Linked DNA regions of Homo sapiens: all the other regions are linked to region 1. Evidence: read pairs that join two places in POLR2A ChIA-PET (ENCODE). Cell type or tissue: PC-9. All regions are shown on one strand. Each heading gives the region's core, and the rest is flanking DNA. Links, peaks and the distances in the headings are about the cores only.

The links. Peaks named below come from ENCODE experiments on the same cell type or tissue, not always from the same donor. Only the 100,000 strongest peaks of a DNase experiment are listed, where the experiment ranks them.
Region 2: POLR2A ChIA-PET joins it to region 1 with 9 read pairs; 2 of 35 experiments call an interaction of 5 or more read pairs at or near these places.
Region 3: POLR2A ChIA-PET joins it to region 1 with 7 read pairs; 1 of 35 experiments calls an interaction of 5 or more read pairs at or near these places.

The regions. Positions count from the first base shown.
Region 1 is chr1:177,613,279-177,619,025 of GRCh38, reverse strand. No RefSeq gene overlaps it. Among named protein-coding and RNA genes, the nearest start is that of LINC01741, 84 kb to the left of the region's middle. In PC-9, for the core only: no CTCF peak of the experiment used is centred there; a DNase peak (open chromatin) is centred at 3,565.
Region 2 is chr1:177,428,175-177,433,921 of GRCh38, reverse strand. No RefSeq gene overlaps it. Among named protein-coding and RNA genes, the nearest start is that of LINC01645, 79 kb to the right of the region's middle. In PC-9, for the core only: a CTCF peak has its summit at 821; no DNase peak of the experiment used is centred there.
Region 3 is chr1:176,211,775-176,217,521 of GRCh38, reverse strand. All of the region lies in intron 1 of COP1-DT (COP1 divergent transcript), which reads right to left. Among named protein-coding and RNA genes, the nearest start is that of COP1-DT, 7.0 kb to the right of the region's middle. In PC-9, for the core only: no CTCF peak of the experiment used is centred there; no DNase peak of the experiment used is centred there; H3K4me3 peaks cover 214 bases; H3K27ac peaks cover 671 bases.

The sequences.
Region 1 (5,747 bases), core at 513-5,512:
CTTCTTGAGCTTCTTTATTTCTTTCTATAGTCATGCCATAGGTGATGTGCTGATATCATCCAAGTCCATATCGCTAACCAGGATGTCTTCCCTGACCCATAAAAATATATCATGTAGCCTACTCGATATCTCCACTTGGATGTCTAACAAGGATTGCAAATTTCACATCTCCAAAGCTAAGCTATGGGTCCTTCTCCAAACCAGCTTCTCTCACACTTTTCTCCATTTCAGTTAATGCAACTTCATTCTTTAAATTGCTAGGATAAAAACAAAAACAAAACTTGATACTCAGCCTTAACTTCTCTTTTTCTCACAATCATCTAATCCATCGGAAAATCCCGACAAATTCTTCCAAAATTTGACTACTTCTCATCAGTCCCGTCATGTCTTACCTGTGTAGTGCAATAACTTCCTAACTGGTGTCCTGTTTCCATCTTTGTCCATCCTCTGCCCCAGCCTTCTCTTATCAGAGCAACCAGAGAGACCAGAAGAAAATAGAGATCAGATCATTTCACTCTTCTGCTATTGCTCTCATTGGCTTCCATCTCACTAAATAATGCCCAAAGTCATCATGCTCACCTGCAGGGCTCATTATGACCTGGTTCCCAATAACACATCTCTTCTTACCCTTGCTTTTCCCACTTGAGTACATTGCCTTACTGCTGTCTTTGGACATACCAGGCAGTCTTCCCCTTCTAGGCCTTGATCTTTCTGTTTCCTCTGCCTGGCATTCTAAATTTTCAGCTAATCTTATGGCTCACTTATTCACTTCCTTCGTAATTTTATTCTAATGAACCAACTCAGTGAGGCCTTCCTTGATCCCCTTATCTAAAATTGCAACCCTTTCCTCTTAGATTTCTATTCCTTTACTATGATTTATTTTTCTCCTTATCAGTATAATTTTCTTATGTATTATACCATATATTTGACCTATTTTGTCTTTCCCCTAGAATATAAGCTCTATAAGGGCAAGATATATGACCAATTTGCTTTCTGTTGTATCACTTATGGCTAAACCAACAGCTGACACATTGTAAGTGCTCAACAAGCATTTGTTGAATAAAAGAATGAATAGGTTATACAATTGTGTTCCCAATGTTAACTTGAAATTCTGCTATTCAGAATGTTTTCCAATAGAAACAATGCTATTGAGGGTAGGTAAGTCTTATAACATTTGCTCAAAATCTATCTAGGTTCTATAGTATGCCCAAAACTGAGGGGGTTAGTTGAGGTATCATGTGATGTCTACCAGGTAGCTGTTGCCAGTGAGATACACTTGGAAACAATTGATCACAATATAACATTGTGAGGCTTTAAGAAAGGAATTACAGAATCCAATGAGAAACTCAGAGGAAGGAGCAATAATTTTGGAGTTGGGGTAAATTTTACAGAAGTAACATTTGAACTGGGTCCATAGAGTCAACAAAAGTTTGCCAGAGAGAGAAGGAGGAGAAATATTAATAGGCAGAAAAAATAGCAAATCAGATGGTACAAGTATAAAAGTGTGTCTTACATTCATGGAAAGGAGAACACGTTTTCTGTGACTGGTGTATTGGTGAGAGAGGCATGTGGATCAAAGTTGTGAAAAATGCTAGGAACCAGGCTAGGGAGCTGAGTTTTATTCTGTTGGTGCTAAGAAAGGGTTTTGAATTAAATGAAGTCCTAGAGACTAGTAAAAGCAAAAGTTCACGTAGAAACTTTCTTTATGCTTTGTGGCTTGTCAGTTGTGGTTTTCAGGTTTTCTTTCATTTCTAGACAATTCCAAAATTGATTGGGCTGCTTCAAATCTTAGGTAATTACTAGTCTCTAAAATCTGACATACTTCTAATTCACTGTGATAAATAATATGCTCATTTATACCTTGTTTTGGAATATCTGACCTCTGGAAGTCCAAATTGGAATGTACTGAGTTTCACCCAACGATCACCTTTATGATATCCACACACACACTGGCTAAATACTGCCATGTTATCTTTCTAGCCATGGCCAATCAATAAAGTCAAATTTGATGTTTAAGAAGAGACTGGTGATCTGAATGAGAGCACAGGAGGTTTGCTTATCAAAAATGCAGGTACCGCAGTCCTGAGAGAGACAGCTGAAAGAAAAGATGAGGAGATCGGGATTTCAAATTATCTTGAGCCTGAAGCCTGAATGTTGGGTCTGTACCAAGAAGAAAATATAAAAGTTAAATATAGAAAAGCTTCATATCCTGAGTTTAGTTTCAAAAATTTAACTATGTGAGTTGAGATTGAGAAGGACTTAGCTGGCAGCTAATGTGAGGCTTACTAAGTATCAGGTACTCTAAGGGCTTTCTCTGTGTTAAAGGCTTTCTCTGTATTAAATCATTTAATCCTTACAACATTGATTTGAGGTAAGGGTAATTATTCTCCCAGTGTACAGATGAGGAAACAAGCACTGAAATTTTCCTAACATCAGATATCAAAAAAGTGGTAGATGTGGGATTTGAACAAATGTTGCCAACAGTTCATATGAAAAGTTGTATTGGTTTTTTGGTAGGAATTCTAGGGTTTGTAAGAAACTGTCCAGTGGTTTATAAACTGTACTCCAGGGACCCTCAGGGCTTTCTGGGCAATCCCTTATATGCCCCCCGCTGGAGAGCAGTGGGGCATGGCACTGAGTGGGCAGGTAACACATGGGGCAGAGCACAATCAGCACATTTCCATTGCTTTTGTTTTCCTGGTTGAGGATTCACATATGATTTCATTTGAAGATGGAGTTAATACAACTTTTTTAAAAAAACGAAAACCATTGATCTGGTAGCCTAAGTCCTTGTATTGCAGATGATGAAGTCATGGCCTAAGAAATGAGTATAGCAGCGGAGCTATACTCCAGAGTGCAGTGGAGTTTCCCAAACAGGAAGCCATTCTTTGGCAGCAGTAAGAGGGGCACTGTGGGCCAGGCGCGGAGGCTCACGCCTGTAATCCCAGCACTTTGGGAGGCCGAGGCGGGCGGATCACCTGAGGTCAGGAGTTCAAGATCAGCCTGGCCAACAAAGTGAAACCCGGTCTCTACTAAAAATACAAAAATTAGCCAGGCGTGGTGGTGGGTGCTTGTAATCCCAGCTACTTGGCAGGTGGAGGCAGAAGAATTGCTTGAACCCAGGAGGCGAAGGTTGCAGTGAGCTGAGATCATGCCACTGCACTCCAGCCTGGGTGACAGAGTGAGACTCCATCTCAAAATAAATAAATAAAATAAAATAAAGGGGGAATTGTGTCCCACTTAGTGGGGATGAGTGTTCCCTCTTGTGTAATATTTAGAGTATTGTACTTAATTCTAGAGCCGCATTTTAAAGTTTTATTTTTCATTGAACATAATAATTGTACATATTTATGGGTTACAGTATGTTGTTTTGATACATGAATACAATGTGTAATGATCAAATCAGGGTAATTAGCATGCCCATCGCTGCAAACGTTTATCACTTATTTGTGGTGAGAACATTCAAAATTCTTTCTTCTAGCTATTTTGAAATATACAATATATTATTATTAACTATAGCCACCCTATTGTGCAATGGAACTCTAGAACTTGTTTTTCCTGTCTAAGTGTAACTTGATCCCAATTGACCAATGTCTCCATATACCATCCCTTACACTCCTCAGCCTCTGGTAACCACTATTCAACTCTCCTCTTCTATGAGATTAACTTTTTTAGATTCCACATACGAGTAAGTCCATGCAATATTTGTTTTTCTATGCCTGGCTTATTTCACTTAACATAATGTCCTCTAGGATTATCCCTGTTGCTACAAATGACAGGATTCCATTCTTTTTTATGGCTGAATATATTCCATTGTGCAAATATACCACATTTAAACAAATTCGTTCATCCATTTATGGGCCCTTAGGTTGATTCCATATCTTGGCTATTGTGAATAGTTCTATAATAAACATGGGAGTACAAATATCTCTTCAACATACTGATTTCATTTTCTTTGGATATACATCTATGTGCTTATGGTAGTTCTATTTTTCGTTTTTTGAGGAATCTCCATATTGTTTTCCATAATGGCTGTACTAATTGATATTCCCACCAACTATATGTAAGTGTTCCCTTTTCTCCGTGTGCTTGCCAGCATTTGTAATTTTTTGTCTTTTTGCTATAGCCAATTTTAATTGGAGATGAGATATATTATTATGGTTTGATTTTCATTTCCATGGTCATTAGTGACATTGAGCATTTAAAAATATACCTGTTAGCCAAGATTATGTCTCTTTTGAGAAATGTCTATTCAGATTTGAGTATGTTGAACCATCCTTGTATCCCTGGGATAAATCCTACTTGATCATGGTGAATAATCTTTTTGATGTGTTATTAACTCTGTAAATTGCTTAGGGTAGTATGGACATTTTAACAATGTTAAATCTTCCAATTTATGAACACAGGATACTTTCCTTTTATTTGTGTTCTCTTCAATTTCTTGCAACAAGCTTTCTACCCCTTTGCCTTTTTCTTGTTTTAGTATTCTGTTGAGGATTTTTACATCTATGTTCATCAGGGATATTGCCTGTAATTTTCTTTTTTGTGTCCTTTTCTGGTTTTGGAATCAGAGTATGCTGAACTCACAAAATGAGATTGGAAGAATCCCCTCAACTTCAGTTCTTTAGAATATTTTGAGAAGAATTGGTATTAATTCTTATTGTCCCACTCCCTCCTGGCCTGCAAAGTTTCTGCTAAGAAGTCTGCTGCCAAGCTTATTAGAACTCCCTTACATGTTATTTACTTATTTTCTCTCACTGCTTTCGGGATCCTCTATTTGTATTGAACCTTTAACAGGTTGACTATAACATGTCTTGAGATATTCTCATTTGGGTTGATCTTCCTGTTCTTGGATATTTATATTTTTCTCCAGGTTTGTAAAGTTTTCTTATTTTTTTTTTTAGTAAGCTTTCTACCCCTTTGTCTTTCTCAACTCTCTTTTGAACTCCAATGCCTCAACATTTGTTCTTTTGATGTTGTCTCATAAATTCTGTAAGCTGTCTTCATTACTTTTCATTCTTTTTTCTCCTTTGTATATTTTCAAATAGCCTGTCTTTGAGCTCACTGATTCTTTCTTCTGTTGATCAGTTCAGCTGTTGATGCTCCCTATTCCATTTCCCATTTTGTTTATTATAGTTTAAATCTCTGGGATTTCTATTAGTTTTTGAAAAATTATTTCAATTTCCCTGTTAAATTTCTTTGATAAATTTCTGAATTGTTTCCCTGTTTTTTTGAAGCTCATTGCGTTTCCCAAAATAGTGATTTTGAATTGTTTGCCTGAGAGATCACATATGTCCATAGATTTTAGGGTTAGTTTTTGGTGCCTTGTTTTGTCCATTTGGTGAGGCCATATTTCCCTGAATGTTCTCAATGCTGTGGACATGCAACAATGTCTATGCATTGAAGGGTTAGATATTTATTTGAGTCTTCACAGTGTGCCTTTGTTTGTGCTTGTCCTTCTTCACTAGGCCTTCTGGATATTCTAAGCAGACTGACTGTTGTTCTCCTTGAGCCTGTGACTACTGCACTCACCTCATCACTACTGGATGCTATAAGCTTAGGTTTGCTGTGAGTCTCATGTGGGCTCTGAGGTTGGGACAGCCCTCTGGCCCAGATGGACCTGGGGAAGACCCAAAGAGGGTACCCAGGCTGTCTGGGGAAGCTGGCCAGGGACCCAATCCTGCCACTGTCCCAGTGGCCCAGATGAATGTGCCTCCCAGCAATATCCCATGCAGGCGGGACAGTTG
Region 2 (5,747 bases), core at 435-5,434, 190 kb after region 1:
AATTAATATGGCCAAGTAGTGTGTATGGAAGGTAAGACGCCGGATGTGCCAGACGCTGAGTGAGCCATGTGTCAAGGCCTGCAGTGTAGCTAACTTATTTTACTGTTCACAGAGCCAGCTGAGGATGCCTTTGTGTGTATGTGGTGGGGGGAAAAGGAGTGTGAGAGGCAAAATCCTCTGAGGGGTGAAGGAGAGGTGCTGAGAGCACCCATCTATAGGTCACTTACCACACTCCTAACATTGCATCTCAGAGTCTGTGCAAACTGAAACTTTTCCCGAAAGGCATCCCACCTAAGTTATGAAAATAAAAAGCAGGCTCATATTGTGCTTCTTTGAGTCAGTGTGGCTTCTGGCTATTAATTTCAATATACTACATTCTCATAATAAAATCTTTGCAGACACATCTAAAAATAAACACATGGTTGATGTGTGGTTTATCCATGTGGAGATGAATAAAACATCAACTTCAGGTGTAGAGTAGTCAATTATGATGTTAAAAATGTGTGGAAAATACAAAGACTTGTGATTGATGATATAGGAGTAAAGTTAAACTAAGAGTCAGGACTGACAGTTTCTGCATGATTTAGGGCAAACGAGTATCTCTGAACTCAGTTGCCACATTTGTAAAATGGGCCTAGTGGTGGCTGTGCCATTTGCTTCTCGGAGTGGTTGCAATCAAATGAGGTTATGCAACTGAAAGTAATTATGATGATCTGTAAATGTTTAAGATGCTATTACTATTCTCCACTATCAACACTGATGCTGAAGAACAATAATTATGAAAGTAAATTATATCTTTAAGAACTACTTCTTTGTGCCACTAGAGGCAGAATTATGTGGTAAAAGATGGTGAATCTGGGACTCTGGGGAGCTGGAGCCCAGCACTGCATCAGCTCTTACAGCACAGTCAGCCCTTGTGCAGCTAATCTAACATCTGTAATCTGAGATGGCTGTACTGGATTATCACAAAATTCTTTTCTAGCACCAATGTTTTTTTTTATCAAAGAGGTATCATCATAATGGAAACCCAGATGGTAAGCTAGAAATGAAAGAACATATATTGTCATTTCTAACCAAGAAGATCACAATTCTCTTGTGATTTAATGTTAAAGGACAAGGTCATAGAGGAAATTTTGGAATTATTTTTAGAGCGCTATACTCTTTAGGGTAAAATTGTCTTGAACCAAAATCACCATACTTGTGCTGTTATCTCAAACCTTCAGATTTCTCTTTTTATTTCCCTTTTGAATCTTCTGTCCAATATCAATGAAGCTTGCTAGAGGTGGTAGACTCCTCTCCTTTCCAGATACCCACTGAGATTCTTAAGCCTTGGCAGAGATGCAAAAACTGAGTTTTCACATACCCAATGCCACCCTGGTAAAGGCTGGCTATATTACCTCCTCTCCTTGCCAATAGAGGTGTCTTGGGAACCTTCTCTTTTTCTGGATGTGCAGAATAACAACCAGGAGATAATCCGTGGCCTCTTGCTTGTTGGCTAAGCCCTTTCCCAGCCTTCTAAATGCTTGTTAGGAGGCCCTGACAAGTGGTAACTCCACGTGGTGCTCAGCGTGGCAACACATCACCACCTTCTCCCTCTGTATGCTCGTGTCAGACTGTCCCTCCCACCCTACAGAGTTTCAGCTGCTTTCATTAGTCAGAGTCTAGCAGATGATTACAGAGACTTATAGCAGGTGGAACATGGAAGGGAACATTGACTTGTCCCTATAGTCTGTGTCCCATTAGCAACGTGGGTAAAGGGAGTCTGTGCTGTGTTCTTTGGCTTCAATTAGTTGCCAGTTATACTCTTGGAGAAAGGGCAACTCCTCCATCAAACTTTGGGAAACCTTTATTAGTGCAGAGTCAATGGTACTTAGTACAATATAGTGGCCAGGATTGAGACTGCAACTTTGGTTGCCTTGATTAAAGCAGATATTATGATATCTCTAAGGGCCAGCCAATATTATTTTGAATTAATGGATGAAATATATAAAAACATTCTCTTTGTAAAAACTGAAACAATAAAAAGAAGCTAAAGCCCATTTACCACCATTCATCAACCCATGTCCCTCCCCAGAGGAGAACAATGTCAACCAATCCGTTTTTTAAATAAAGAGAGCTGCATGTAACAGGATGATGAATGAGGAGTCACTGAGCATCTCCTTGCAGGATTCTCTAGGAGACCCTCCTTCCCCCAATAATTCCCTTCTCAAAATGTGTAAGAAAGGAAGTGGAGTTATGATGTGTTGTATTAGGAAGGGGTGTTGTAGTTTTTCCTTTCTGTCTTCATGGGAAATCACAGGAGGTACTTCAGCCTAATGAGGGAGGCTCCAAGAGAAATACTTTTATATTTTGGGAGTGTCTTCAAGAAAGGGAGACTGGACCTTAATTCACTAATTGGACATCTGCTTAGAGAGTGGACCTGCTGATCTTCACTTAATAGGAGAGCAAAATGAAGCAGCTACACATTGCTTGGTTTGGGGAGAGTAAGGGTGTTTCCTATGTCTCAAGTGCACATGGAGGAAGGTAGTTTGAAGGCACTTGCTATTACCTGAGCGGGATGGCTGGCTTCTAGAAGAGGAGACCCTGTCAGCAAGACACTGTGGTTTTGAGCCACTAGGGGGGTAAGGCAGAAAAGATCAAATCAGAGCCTTTCATCTATTTCAGAAAGAACTCATCCATGTTTCCCAAAGAAAGGTGTTTGCCAAGTCAATAGTGCCAAAAGCCAGACAGTGTCAGCCAAGAGAGGACCCCACAGGCAGAGACCCCAGTCTCACCTCTACTGTAGTATAATGGAGAGAGAGAGGTGGAGAAGAGGGAACAGGAGGAAAAGAATCAAAAGAGCAGACCATCCTCTCTCCTTACTTCAAGTCCTCTAGCTGAGGCAGGCTGAACTGAGTGGGGAAAAAGGGTATATGATTGATTATTTAAACTGGGATAAATGGATAGGACTAAACTGGAGTGTTTAACATGTGAAAGTGATCAGAAAGCTATGGGATTTGCCCTGCATACTATTAAAGGGTTGAAAAGGGAGATTCAACACAGTTAAATGCAGTGAGTGAAAAAAAAAATCAATTCCATATTTTTAGCCCAGTAAATCAAACTTTTCAATACACTAGTTATGTACAGAAAGATACAGTCTCGTTTGTTTTTAACATTAATAATGTCATAATGTATATATCATACCATAGCTTGCTTTTTACACTCAGTAATATGTCTCAGAGATCTTTATATGTCAATACATTTGGATTTCATTGTTATTTATGACTGCTGCATAGTCTTCCACAGTACTGCACTCCTAGAGTTTAGTTAGCTGTTCTGGGGTGACAGGTTTTCAGCTGTGGAACAGCATAGACTGTGAAAGAGGGCAAGGTCTGGCATAGATCTCTAAAGTGTGGCCATGATGTCTGCATTGACTAAGAACTTGTCCAGGATTTCGGAATCCCTGGTGCTTTCTAAGGCTGGGCTATAAGGGTGTGAAGATGGGAGAAAATGGTGAATCAGATTGCAGAGGGATAGAAGTATCCTCTCCCCCTTGTCTTCCCTGTTATTGTTCCCCTAAATACCCATTTCACCAAGGTGGAAGCAAAGCCAGCGATTTCAGGTCAACACTGTTTTCTCACCTAAAAACTAGAGTGCATTTATTCCTTCTCTTTTCAAACCTTGCTTTTTTTGGCAACAAATAATGTCAGAAAAGTACTTTGAAAATATTGAAATGGGGCAAATTTATTACAAACTCAAAGATTTATTAAAATAAATTTCCATAGCAGTTGTAGTATTTCATATACATTTGTCAGATACATATATTTTAACCTTTAATTTATATTTTTGAAGGGATACATACTTATTGCCAGTAATTACTGAACAGATGTAAGGATATACAAATAACTATGTGCAATGTTAAACATATAATGCTGAGTACAGAGTATATTAATGATTTCACGTTTTGTAGGACTCTGGTTATCATGGTCAAAGATCCATAAACATATGTTAAAATTTAGTGAGCTTTTCATCCTAATTCTAAAAATTTGGGGTTTTTATTGTCTTTTTTTACAGCCTCCCTTACGGTGCTTTAAAGTGAGATTATCAGAATTTCACTCAATAGAACTCTAAAATATCTCTTGTTTTCCATTTTCTCCAAAGAGTAGAAGAATCTGGCATTGTCTTTTCTCCCCTTATGAGTATGGGCAGCTTTCATTGGTTTTCTCAGTGTTTTTTTGTATTCGATTCTGTCCACCTTTCAAAATCTTGGTGTTAAATTTTTAGCAACAAGTACATTATTGTTATTATCATATACTTGCTCAGGTTGGCTGATAGCATAAGGGGGTGTCCCTAGTCAACGTTAGGAAAAACAGCCACTCCGGATATATTCTCCTGATTTATAATTTGATTTTAGGGTTTCATTTGCAGCTGTCAGTCAAATACTACAAGGTGGCCACTGGGTATTGATAAAGGCCTAATTCCTCTGGAAAACTAAGTCCCCAGATGAGCCACCTGCTGGTGACTTGTGTGTGTGTGTGTGTGTGTGTGTGTACTCAGAGACAAAAATAAACATAAATCACTTGGTATGTCTGACAATATTTTTATTAGAAGGATTTATAGAATCACAAAGCCAGAGGAGAATCTAAGAGTCCATAGAGGCCATTTCCCTGCCTTTAGGTATGCCAACAATTGGCTTCTCAAGTAGATTGATTATCTTCTTTTTTATAGCTCTTTGGAATAAGAGATTGTATTCCTCATTTTGGACAAATCATTCTAGTATTTAATAATGCTTACATTTTTCTTTAAATGTCTCTGAGAAGTAGAGTTGAAAACTGTTGCTGGCTTCTCATCTGTATAGACCCATAGCTCCTGGTAATTTGCTACATTTGAAGACATTGTCTTCTTTTGATACAAATAAGTGTGTGTATGTATTTTAATCATCTTAGTGGTTTTTTTTTTCCTACACTTTGTCCGGTGTCCAAGATCAGATCTGGAATGGCTACCCCTGCTGTTTTACCATAAGCAGAGCAGGCCAAATGCTAAGAGGACCCTTAAGATTTCCTAACAATAGGTGTATGTGGAAAAGACAGATGGCTTCCTTTGTACCTGATAGATTCCCACTGATTGAACATCTGTGAGAGGAATGGAAGGTATTTACTTTGCGATTCTGTTTGTACCAGCTGAAAATCACATGTAAACTTTTGAACAGTTTCTACAGAGGTGAAGGCAGAAGGCTCTGCAAATCTGTTGCCGCATTCAGCCAGCCAGCCAGCCACCATTTCCTTCACCGCTTGATGTTAGGCAGAGCTTGCTTTATTGTCACATCCCTTGCAGTGATATTTGCCACCTAAAGCAGCCAGACAAACAGAACATCCTGGCAGGGTCCCATGATTTATATCCTGGGGTGGAGGAGATATGCCAAGGTTCAGGGAGTATCTTTTCCTTTGACATTTTAGCCCCTCACCTTCATCAGTTCATCTTGGTGGGGTGGGGGAAGCAATGCCAGAATTGATATATGATGAGTGATTATGCATAGAGTTTGATTGATATCTCAGATTTCAGCTCTTTATACAATAAAAATATGTATTAGAAATTATTACATCCTCTAGTTTAGATTTTCTTCCAATATCAAGGTAACAGGGTACAGAACAACTAATGTGAATTTGCTCAAAGAGTTCAGAATAAAAAGAAACTAAAAAGTTTTACAAGAAATGTCGCATACTTTACAAAAGAATTTTTAAATTGAATGTATTCCTGTTGAGCCATTA
Region 3 (5,747 bases), core at 435-5,434, 1.4 Mb after region 1:
ACCAGGACATACAGACCATGAGGCAACTGTAGCCTCTGTACAGAAAGAAGAAAATTTTGATCAATTGGAACAAAATGCCCCTTAATAAAATTTTGGTTAAGCTCTCTCCTTCCTCCAGACCCCTAAATTTTGCCCCACCATTATCCTGAAAAAGCATACAGCCCCTCCGGAGAATAAACTGGCCTCCAGGTAAAATAGTCTCTGATCTATCTGATCACGTCACCCGTTTGCCTCACTTCCCCATACCTGGTTCTTTCTAGCTTTGTTTACTCCTTATAAAAGAAAAACTCTTTTTTCCTAAATCTCAAGTCACTTGTAGACCTGTGGTCAAAGCATTTTTCCCACTACGATTTTTGCCCCCTAATGCAATAATTCTTTTGAATAAAGTCTCTCCTTATAAAGTCTGGATTTGACTTTTATTCCACAGTCTCCCTAATAATTTATCTTTCTATTGCCTACCCTGTGATATCCCAAGCCTAAGGGTTTCAGGTTTTATGATTAACCTTAATACTCAAGATAAAATGATGAGACACCACATGGAGCAGATTGCTGCTGTTGCACCTGAGGTCCTTGTAGACCCATTAGCCTCCAGCCAATCCAGCAGCAGATTACAGACATAGAAGGGAGTCCCAGGGAGACCTAAAGGATTTCCCATCTGAGCTCAGTAAAAATTGCCAAAGTGTGGAGTCATGAACTATATAAGAGAATGTTGTTTAAGCCTCTAAGCTTATGTATGCTTGTTATGCAGCAATAGATTAAGGGTATATTGACTGAATATATGAATGAATGAAAGAATGAACAAAAATCAATCTGGAGACTGTGCTGACTCCTAAGTAAGAAGGCAAACAAGGATCTCCATAGCAGATTGTTACTGGGGCTTCTGATCCAAGATGATATATAGTATGTGATCTGACACAGATGAAAAAAAGTCTTTTGAGTGTATTTTTGAAACATCAGTTGCTATGGGGGTGTTTGGAAGTGTATCAAATGGTGTCACCCACTAAAAATATGGAGTCATGATATTAAGAGAATACTAGTGAGTTCTTAGTGAGTCATGCATTCACCCTAGTCTAAAAAATATCTTCATAATGTTGTAAAGACAAGTCAAAATTACATAGAAAGTTGGATTAGTTTTTTAAGGCACTTGTAAAACGTGAGGGTATATTAATTCAACATCTATTCAGTAAAAATACAATAACCCTTCCCTTTATATACCAGGTACTTTACTGGATGCTGGGAATAAACCAGTAAAGACATAGTCATCAAAATCAAGAATCTGAGTTGAACTGAAAGATACTGACAATTACAATAGTAAATGCAAGGACAGCAGTTAAGGAATTTATTGCCTATGTAACTTTATATTTTGGGATAGCACTAAGATCAGACATGGCTGGATTCAAGGCTGAAATGATGTGGTCAGAATTTAACTTCCCTACCTTCCTCCCTCCATTTCTCTCTCTCTCTTTCTTTCTTTCTTTTTTTTTTTTTTTTTGAGACAGAGTCCCACTCTCTTGCCCAGGCTGGAGTGCAGTGGCACGGTCTCGGCTCACTGCAACCTCCACCTCCTGGGTTCAAGCAGTCCTCCTGCCTGAGCCTCCCAAGTAGCTGGGACTAATTTTTTTATTTTTACGGGCTATTTTTTGTATTTTTAATAGAGATGGGGTCCGGCTAATTTTTGTATTTTTAGTAGAGATGGGGTTTCACCATGTTGGCAAGGCTGGTCTTGAACTCCTGACCTCAGGTGATCCACCCACCTCGGCTTCCCAAAGTGCTGGGGTTATAGGCATGAGCCACTGTGCCCAGCCATCTCCATTTGTTAACTCTGCTTTCCTCTGTTGGTCTCATTCAGGGGTTCCACATGGTAGCAAGATGGTACCAAGATGGTGGAAACAGTTTCAATCCCAATCTGAAGATCTCTTATGCTTCAGATCCAATGAGAAAAACAACAACAACAACAACAACAACAAACAAAACACAAGCTCCTCTTTCTTGAATCATTTGCTCATCCTTGAACCAATCTCTCAGGAAGGCATTGTGAATGTGATTCACTGGTTTAAACCTGGATTATATGCTACACTTCCTGGAGTTTTGGGCTCTGTTCAGAACCACATGGACAGAAAAATAAGAAAGAGCACAGATCCTCAAATGTTACCAGAAGTAAGGCAAATGGATGGTGGGGGCCAAAACACAATCAATGTGCACTATATAGAGCCTAGGGTTTGTCTTTCTCATTTACCGCAAAATTTTACACACATTTATCATTTGTTTTTTTTTTTTTTTTTTTTCTGAGACAGGGTCCCACTATGCTGCCCAGGTTGGACTCAAACTTCTGGACTCAAGGGATCCTCCTGCCTCAGTCTCCTGAGTACCTGGGACTAAAGATGTGTACCACTGCACCTGGCTTGGTTTACCTTTTTATGCTGGCCTTTGTCTTTGACATATGTGGGTTTAATTTTTATTGTTCTTAATGTTGCTAAATATGTCCTTCTTTTTCTTACTGATTATTTTAGGACATTTAGCCAAATTCTCCATAATTCTCACCACAACATTAATTGCTTGTGCATTTTCTTCTCATGAGGAAAAAATGGAAATAAACTGTGACTCAATATTGTTCTCAAGAAAGTCCCACCAAGTTCTGTGTGTGTCTTTCTGAGAAAGATACCTTTTACATTAGTAAAACAAATGGAACATGTAATTTTACAGTTTTGTTGAATAAAATCTCTACTCAAATTTTAACAGCTACTGTTAAAAATGGCTCTTAGATACCTGTATTAATTTGCTAGGCTGCCATAACAACATACCACACACCAGGTGGTTTAAACACCAGAAATTTATTTTCCCACGTTCTCAAGTCTAGTAGTCCAAGATCAAGTTATCAGAAGATTTGGTTACTCTTGAGGTTTCTCTTAAATGTGTAGTAATTTGTTATGGCAACAATAAAAAGTAATACATTGTGGCTGGCACTGCAGAGGATGCCAATACCAAATTCAGCTTATAATTTCTTCAGAGGTATTATCAAGATCTAGTTACATCTTGGTACAAACCAAGTGTTTGAGAGTGGTATCCAGCAAAGAAAGAATGAGGAATGGTGCATGAGAATCGATTTTTACTTGTGACAGTCGTTCAACAGATTGAAGACTAAGATGTGCTCTTGAATCATCTAAAGTAACATCAAACAGAGATGACCCAGATTTGGCAAGGCAACCCTCAGTTGTTAAATATGGGGGTGGAGCGCCAAGATTTTGGCCATCAGCTTTATTGCTTTAACCTATTTTTTCCAAACTGAAGGCGAAATACCAGTTTCTACTATCTCACAACAAAGTGATAAATGCAAATGCAGTTGATGAACTGGTTTAATGGTAGATGCTCAGGCGTCTGTGTGAGGGATGACTTACAGTGATAAAAGACATACCTGCTGTACCTGAATAAAGCAAATTACGAAAATAAGAATTACCATACTGATTCAGAGAATAAGAGGAATCACTGTCAGAGCAAAGCTTGCTTTACTTCAGATCATCCTCAAAGGTTAAAAATATGCCCCCAAAACTAACTTTTCTTCAAGGTTGCTATATACATCTAATCAAAATTATTGTATCCAAATACTATCCATTCTTCATTCAGGGTTCTTTAGACAAGTTCACAATTTAGTGGCACTTTAGCATTCTATTTCTTATATAATTCAGTGGTGTAATTCTTTTGTTGCAGGCTTCTCTCCTGAGAACTTGGGCATGAGTCCAGGGGGATTGGTATGGAAGGCCATCTGAGTACTATTCATCACATTCAAGCTCATTCCTTCTCTCTGATAACCATGATTTATCCCTAAACCAAACTTGTATACATCATTTCTCTTTGCCACCAGTCGAATTTCTTATCATGAAACTTCCAAGTTGCTTAGGTAAAGAACACTCAATCTGTTTAGCATTACTGTACATAACCACACCCATAAAATACTATAGGTTGGGCATAACAAATCAGAACATCCAACATTTTTGAGCACTGACATGAAACCCAAAGGAAATGCTTATTGGAGCATTTTGGATTTCATATTTTTGGATTTGGGATGCTCAGCTGGTATGTGTAATGTAAATTTTCGAAAATCCAGAAAAATCTCAAACATTTCTGGTCCCAAGCATTTCAGATAACAGATCCTCAATGTGTAGCAGTATAGGACTGATGCTGTGAACTCAAGTTAGCTCAGAACCTCTTTGGGCCTCAGACACACTGGACCCTTTCCTCCTTTTCCACATAGTACTAATATTATATTTCATCATTTCATGATTTTGTTCTGTCTTGACTATGAACTTATATTAAGTTCATATTACATAGTATAAAAATAACTTCAGGAGTGATAGGAGTCAGTATTAGAAGCGCTATTATTTACACACTACTCAAGGCATTAGGCAGAAAAGTATCACTCACCATCTAGGAAGGAGTCTTGATGCAAATTATAATGGACAATGTACTGTTTTAAACATTTCTTGATTCCAACTATATCCACTTTTCCAGATCACTTTATATTACATTACAGACACAGGTGGTCAAATCCATGGAGCAAAAGACTTGTAACATTATCTGCTATGTTTCAATGTGAGGTGAGTTTTTTTCCCCTTCTGCCCTTTAATATCACCTCATAATGACACCAATTGATGTGTTCTTACAGAATTCATTAGACCTAATTTTGTTTTGGCTTATGATCTTTATGTGGATCTAAACCTTCCTATACCTTCATAAAATATGTATTCATTCACCATATATAAAACTATTAAATATTTTTCCAATCAATGTTGGTTTTCTTAATCTTAGGCTTTTTTTTTTTTTTTTTAGCTTTCTGTCAGCCCCACCTTAGTGGTGTGATCACAGCTCACTATAGCCTTCAATTCCTGGGCTCAAGTAATCCTCTCTTTTCAACTCCTGAGAAGCCAGGACTAAAGTCATGCATCACCACACTCAGCTAATTTTTAAGTTTTTTTTATAGAGATGGGGTCTTGCTATGTTGCCCAGGCTGATCTTGAACTCCTGGCCTCAAGCAATCCTCCCACCTCAGCCACCCAATGTGCTATTATTACAGACATGAGCCACTGTGCTGGCCCTGGCCCTCTGTTTAGCCTTTTTTTTTTTTTTTTTTTTTTTTTGAGACAGAGTCTCACTCTGTTGCCCAGGCTGGAGTGCAGTGGTGCAATCTGAGCTCACCACAACCTCTGCCTCCTGGGTTCAAGGGATTCTCCTGCCTCAGCCTCCTGAGTAGCTGGGATTACAGGTGCGCTCCACCATGCCTGGCTGATTTTTGTATTTTTAGTAGAGACAGGGTTTCACTATGTTGGTCAGGGTGGTCTCATACTCCTGACCTCGTGATCTGCCTGCCTCAGCCTCCCAAAGTGCAGGGATTACAGGTGTGAGCCACTGTGCCAGGCCTAGTTTAGCTTTTTAATACCATCTTCAGTTTATTTTACATTACTAATTTACCAGGACAACCACATTAACTTAATAACAAAACTTAACAGGAAACTATTGTTCACTCAGATATTTGGTTAGACAGCAATCTGGGCAAGCAGGTAGTAAACCCTGCAGGTGAGTCAGGAATCTGTTACAAAGGGCAGAGCTAGCTGTAGATGGAAACCAGCAGCCTTATCTTCCTAAAATACATTTGGATAAGACACCTCAGAAATAATGCCTGGAAAGTTCAATCCGCTTGGTAATTCCATTCCATCTTAACTCCATTAGACAGTATCAGTGCTTTTGCTAGAAGA